Regions from separate parts of the Homo sapiens genome. Here region 2 is linked to region 1. Evidence: chromatin loops called from intact Hi-C (ENCODE). Cell type or tissue: PC-9. All regions are shown on one strand. Links, peaks and the distances in the headings refer to the core of each region. The heading gives the core; the rest is flanking DNA. Region 1 has its middle 230 kb from the start of LINC02725. Region 2 has its middle 69 kb from the start of LINC02725.

Region 1 (2,925 bases), core at 196-2,695:
CTACCCATGATCACTCTCCTTTGAATTGGCAGAAGACTTCCCCATCTCCGTACGATGCACTAGGTTGCCTCTTCAGAGGGTGACAGCCAATATTATCTTAGAGTACTTGGTAGTGTCATAGAAAACCCTAAGGGCCTTCATGGTAAAAACAAAACCAAACAAAATACACACACACACACACACACACATACACACACAAACAAACAATAAAAAACAAAAAAAAAAGAGAAGAAATTAAAAAGTAAAAACAAAAGTTCTCGCAAAGGCTTACAGACACTATTAAAATCTCTTCATTGTCATTTTTTAATTGATATAATCTTACCACATAAAAACATGGATAGGTCTTAATCTTCTTCTTAAATAGGATTTCCTGGTTATAAAGGGGTTACTTAAGTCAATGTGACACTGGAGAAAGCTGGAGGGAAAATACCATAGGGCTCTTGGTGAAGAGGTGTGAAGTACTGTTGTGCAGCACCACTACTGACTTCTGTAGAGATGGGACCATATTCGAGAGGCCAAAAAAGAGACCCAGAGCCAGTGAACAAGACAAAGGTTTATTGAGGTGACTTACATATAAGGCAATCCACTGGCAGTGGGCTGGATAGGAAAACCACAATCCCTTATAAAAAACATAGAACTAGAAATACCATTTGACCGAGCCATCCCATTACTGGGTATATACCCAAAGATTTGTAAATCATACTACTATAAAGACACATGCACACGTATGTTTATTGCAGCACTATTCACAATAGCAAAGACTTGGAACCAACACAAATGTCCATCAATGATAGACTGGATAAAGAAAATGTGGCACATATACACCATGGAATAATATGCAGCCACAAAAAAAAGGATGAGTTCATGTCCTTTGCAGGGACATGGATGAAGCTGGAAACCATCATTCTCAGCAAAATATCACAAGGACAGAAAACTAAACACTGCACGTTCTCACTCATAAGTGGGAGTTAAACAATAAGAACACATGGACACAGGGAGGGGAACATCACACACCACACTGGGGCCTGCTGGGGGGTTGGGGGCTGGAGGAGGGATAGCATTAGGAGAAATACCTAATGTAAAAGATGAGTTGATGGGTGCAGCAAAACAACATGGCATATGTACACCTATGTAGCAAACCTGCATGTTGTGCACATGTACCCTAGAACTTAAAGTATAATAATAATAAAAAAATAAAAACATATTTAAACAATAAAGTATTAATATCATTTAAAAAATTCAGTTATATAGCATTTTCACTTAGCACCCTCCCCCTAGCAACCTCCACCTGGCAACCATCCCAAAACAAAGGGACTCCAACCCGTGTGGCTTACATTCCATGGGATGGGCTGGGCATTCAGATGTTTCTCATAGATAAGGAATGAATCTTCAGGCTGGCCACCCCTAGATTCCTTAGCTAGGAACCAACAACACGCTCTTCTTAGATTGTAGGGTCATTCTCAGGTTATGCTTAAGATATTGCTGTCAGGTATGTCTGCCATACAAGTACCCCCATGGCCTCCAAGTAATAAGTGGGAAAGACTTTGGCCAGGAGAGATTGTTTCAAGTGATTGGGTTGTTTTGTAGATGGTAATGAAAATTTTTAATCATTGTTAATGGATCTCCTTTGTTTTCATGAGCCAGTGAATCCTAATGAATTTTAGTCATTATTAACACATTTTGTGGTATGACTATGAATAATTTACAGAAGAAATAATCTTTGATAATCTTTAATATCTTGAAGACAACAAAAAGGATTTAAAAATCATCACAGAAATTCCCGAGCATTCATCTCCACAAGTCCCCAGATTGGGTTATGTTTTGGTACATGGTGCTGTTGAGTACATAGTTTCACCCAGAATTTTGTTTGCTTGTTTTTGAGACAGAGTCTCGTTCTGTTGCCCATGCTGGAGTGCAATGGCACAATCTCAGCTCACTGCAACCGGCATGATCTTGGTTCACTGCAACCTCTACCTCTCAGGTTCAAGCGATTCTCCTGCCTCAGCCTCCCAAGTAGCTGTGATTACAGGCACGTGCTACTACGCCTGGAAAATTTTTGTATTTTTAGTAAAGACGGGGTTTTGTCATGTTGGCCAGGCTGGTCTCAAACTCCTGACCTTGGGTGATCCACCTGCCTCTGCCTCCCAAAGTGCTGAGATTACAGGCATGCAGCCCAGCCAGTTCCACCCAGAATTTTAAAGCAGTAAGTTAAAACGCTCTCTTCCTTCTACCTCTCTACTTTCATCAAGATCAAACTGAGTCTCAGACATGATTAAACATTATCTTTGCGGTCCACTCTTTGGCTACATGTCTTGGCTTTGATTTTAACTTCGCATGATTGGTTATAATTAAGGTTTTTCTATTCTCAGTTTCCAAAGTTGAAAACTGAGAGACAATGTTGGTCTATACTTACATACATAAGGCAGAAAAAAATAATTGTCTAGAGAAGCTACAATAACAAGCTAATTCCCCAACTTTAACTTAGGCCATCTCTCCAGCTCAACTGCCTTTCTAAATAAATCAAATCCAATTTGACAATGACATTAGCAAAGCTTGAACTTTCTTTCTTTGTCAGTAGCAGTGGTTGTACTCGGGAGCGGGATATAATCTTTATTAACTTGGGTTTTCCAGAAAAATAAGTCTGTATGACATCAAGAAAGGTGAACAGGAATGTCCATGCTAATAATCTTGCATGCCAGAGGACCAACCACATCAATCATGGTACCTTATAAGACAGGGTGATTAATGTCCCCGAATCCTTTTAAGAAGAAAAGCCTTCTTGGAAAGGCAGTCCTCATAATTTACATCTAGACTGTAGAAAATCACATGCATAACTTGATGCACAAGAGGATTTGACAAAAATCTGAAGAGCCAGGACTGGATGTTTAGACACCTTGGCCTTCTTTTCAAACTTCAAGGCAATTT
Region 2 (2,925 bases), core at 192-2,691, 160 kb before region 1:
AGATCCCAGAGTTTTAAGACAGATAACTGGGATGGATTGTATTATTCAGCATCTATATGCTTCAATTTGTAAAATGGGGATAACAATAATCATTACTAAATTTCTTATAGCAATGACCATGTGCTTGGCATCATTTTAAGTGCTTTATATTTATTTAATATTAATAAATCAATTATTTACATTTATCATGACAAGTACTGTTTTATAGAAGAAATACTGTTTACAAGAGCATTAAATTCTAGAGTCAGTTCATGAATAAGGGAAGTATATATACATTTAAAATGATCCCGATATAGTTTGGATGTTTGTCTCCTCCAAATCTCATGTTGAAATGTGATCCCCAGATTTGGAAGTGGAGCCTGATGACACTTTTCTTTAGTGTCTGGGTCCTGGGGCGGATCCCTCATGATGGCTTCCTGCTGTCCTTGCAGCAATGTGAGTTCTCACTCTGTTGGTTCATGTGAGATCTGGTTGTTTAAAAGAGTCTGGGGCCTCCCTCCTTCCTCTTTCTTCCTCTTTCCTGCTTCAGCTCTCACTGTGTCATGTGCCTGCTCCTCCTTTGCCTTCTGCCTTGACTGGAAGCTTCCTGAGAACTCCCCGGAAGCTGAGCAGATACTGATGCCACGCTTATGCAGCCTGCAGAACCATGAGCCAAATAAACCTCTTTTATTTATAAATTACCCAGTGTAAGGTATTCCTTTATAGCAATGCAAAACAGGCAAACGCAGCCCTGAAAATGCCAAGTTCTCAGAAAAGGTTATTACTTTTTACAGGGTTTGGGAATTTAGACTTGTATGAGCTCTCCTATCTCGTTTCAAGTCAGCAATTCTCAGCGAGCCTCAGCTGATGTTTTAGTTTTGCCCTCCAATGGGTTGGTGAAATAACTTTACCTGTCTTTCCTGGCCATCTGAATACCGATGGTACCTCCATATCAATGGTCAAAAGCCCTTACAATTCATTCTTTACCTTTAAACAAAAGCTGTATCTTTATCCAACATGCAGTGATATTTTAGTAACTTTACTATGTGTCAGGTTCTATTCTGAGAGCTTCACATATATCAAATTATTCAATCTTCAAAACATGCCATGGTAGTTACTATTGTTATCTTCCTTTTACAGGTGGAAAATCTGGCACGATGTGACAGTGGACATGGGCCCAAGCAGGTAGATCATAGAGTTCCTTTTATTACTATTATACTCTGCTGATTATTTAGGCAGGATTATTTCCACTGCCTACATAATATAAATGGTGCAAAAAAAACCTCACCGGAGATGTAGAGTTGAATTCATGTAAAACTTACTGCAATTGGGATGCTTCCCCTTGAAAATATGTTATTTAATGTTTCCAAGAGGCATCAAAACTTAGTTCTATTAATAAGGCTTATTTCACTCATGAGAAAACAGGATTAGAAAAAATAAAATATTGCCCAAGATTCTATACTAAGTTCTAATGCAGTAGGATGACCTGGTCTAGCTGATGCCAAGACAATAATGCTCTTTAGCTGTGGTTTTGCTTTCTGCTGTTCCAGTGACCCAAGGTCAATCAAGAGCCAAAAATATTAAATGGAAAATTCCAGAAATAAATAACTTATATGTTTTAAACTGCACACTGTTCTGAGTAGCATGAAGAAATCTTGTGCTGTCCCTCTCCCTCCCGGGATGTGAATCATGCCTTTGTCCAGCGTGTCCACGCTGTCTACAATGCTCTCCCGTGAGTCACTTAGTGGCTGTCTTCATTATCAGATGCACTATTGCAACATTACAGTGTTTGTATTTGAGTCAACCTTATTTCACTTCATAATGGCCCCAAAATGCAAGAGTAGTCACGTTGGCAGTTCACATATGCCAAAGAGCGTCATAAAAGGCTTCCTTCAAGTAGAAAGGTTAACTTAATAAGGAAAGAAAAAAAGTTGTTTGCTGAGGTGACTGAGATTTCTGGTAGGAACGAATTTTCTATCCATTGCATTGTGAAGAAGGGGGACAAATGATGCTGGTTTTGCTGCCACCTCTCACACTGCAAAAGTTTTGGCTACGGTGCATGATAAGTCCTTAGTTAAGGTAGAAAAGGCACTAAATTTCTGCATGGAAGACACGAACAAAAATATGTTCCAATTGACAGCAATCAGGTTTCATACTGGGGGTCTTGAAACATATTCCCCACTGGGCATCCACTGGGGGTCTTGAAACATATTCCCCACAGATATGGGGGAGTGCTGTACCTACAATATTATCCTGTACCCCATTTTACCTTCCTGTGCAAGACTGTTAAAGGGGTTAAATGAGATGATGCATGCGGAAAGCCTATCACAGATCCTGAAGCAATAGGTTGCAATGAATGTTAGTTAAAATCACAAGTAGGTTCCCAGGAAGCAGACCCTGAGGCAGAGATAAGAGAGCAGAATGTGTATCAGAGAGTATTGTTGGATCAACACATGGGGGAAAGAGGGAGAGGAAGCAAGATTGGACAGAAAGTTGAGTTGATTTGCAAGGAAGCCTCACAGCCAATGCCATAGGAAGCTTGAGAGCTAGGCTGGTTCACTGGAGTTGTCATGAATTGGAACAAGGGAGCCACATCTTTATAACCCTGCATTGATCAAGCTTTAGATGAAGCCTGCCCTGAGAAGGAGATGTGTGACTTTGGGTGAAACAATTTTCTTCAGCCAAGGCAGTCGTCAAAGAGGTCTGAAAGCTGAGGCAGTCAGCTGCTAGCAGCTATGGGGAAACGCCCTTCACTCCTGAAACTGTCACACTGAGGTATCCATCTGTTGTATTAATACTTGCAATATTTATTGCTTTTATTATTATTATTATTGGCTTCATTACAATATTTTGTTAAAATTTTTTCAAGTTTAGACATGTTTGAAAATTGATGATTTAAATAATTTAGACCTACTAGAGAAGCGGAAATTGAGTCCTAGAGTGAGC

Evidence for each region. Hi-C counts contacts between places; a loop is a spot of excess contacts. Peaks named below come from ENCODE experiments on the same cell type or tissue, not always from the same donor. Only the 100,000 strongest peaks of a DNase experiment are listed, where the experiment ranks them.
Region 2: a loop joins it to region 1, with 13 times the contacts of the local background. A loop is called at or near these places in 3 of 110 quality-filtered maps.

What each region holds. Positions count from the first base shown.
Region 1 is chr11:127,861,046-127,863,970 of GRCh38, reverse strand. No RefSeq gene overlaps it. Among named protein-coding and RNA genes, the nearest start is that of LINC02725, 230 kb to the left of the region's middle. In PC-9, for the core only: no CTCF peak of the experiment used is centred there; no DNase peak of the experiment used is centred there.
Region 2 is chr11:128,025,606-128,028,530 of GRCh38, reverse strand. No RefSeq gene overlaps it. Among named protein-coding and RNA genes, the nearest start is that of LINC02725, 69 kb to the left of the region's middle. In PC-9, for the core only: no CTCF peak of the experiment used is centred there; a DNase peak (open chromatin) is centred at 1,740.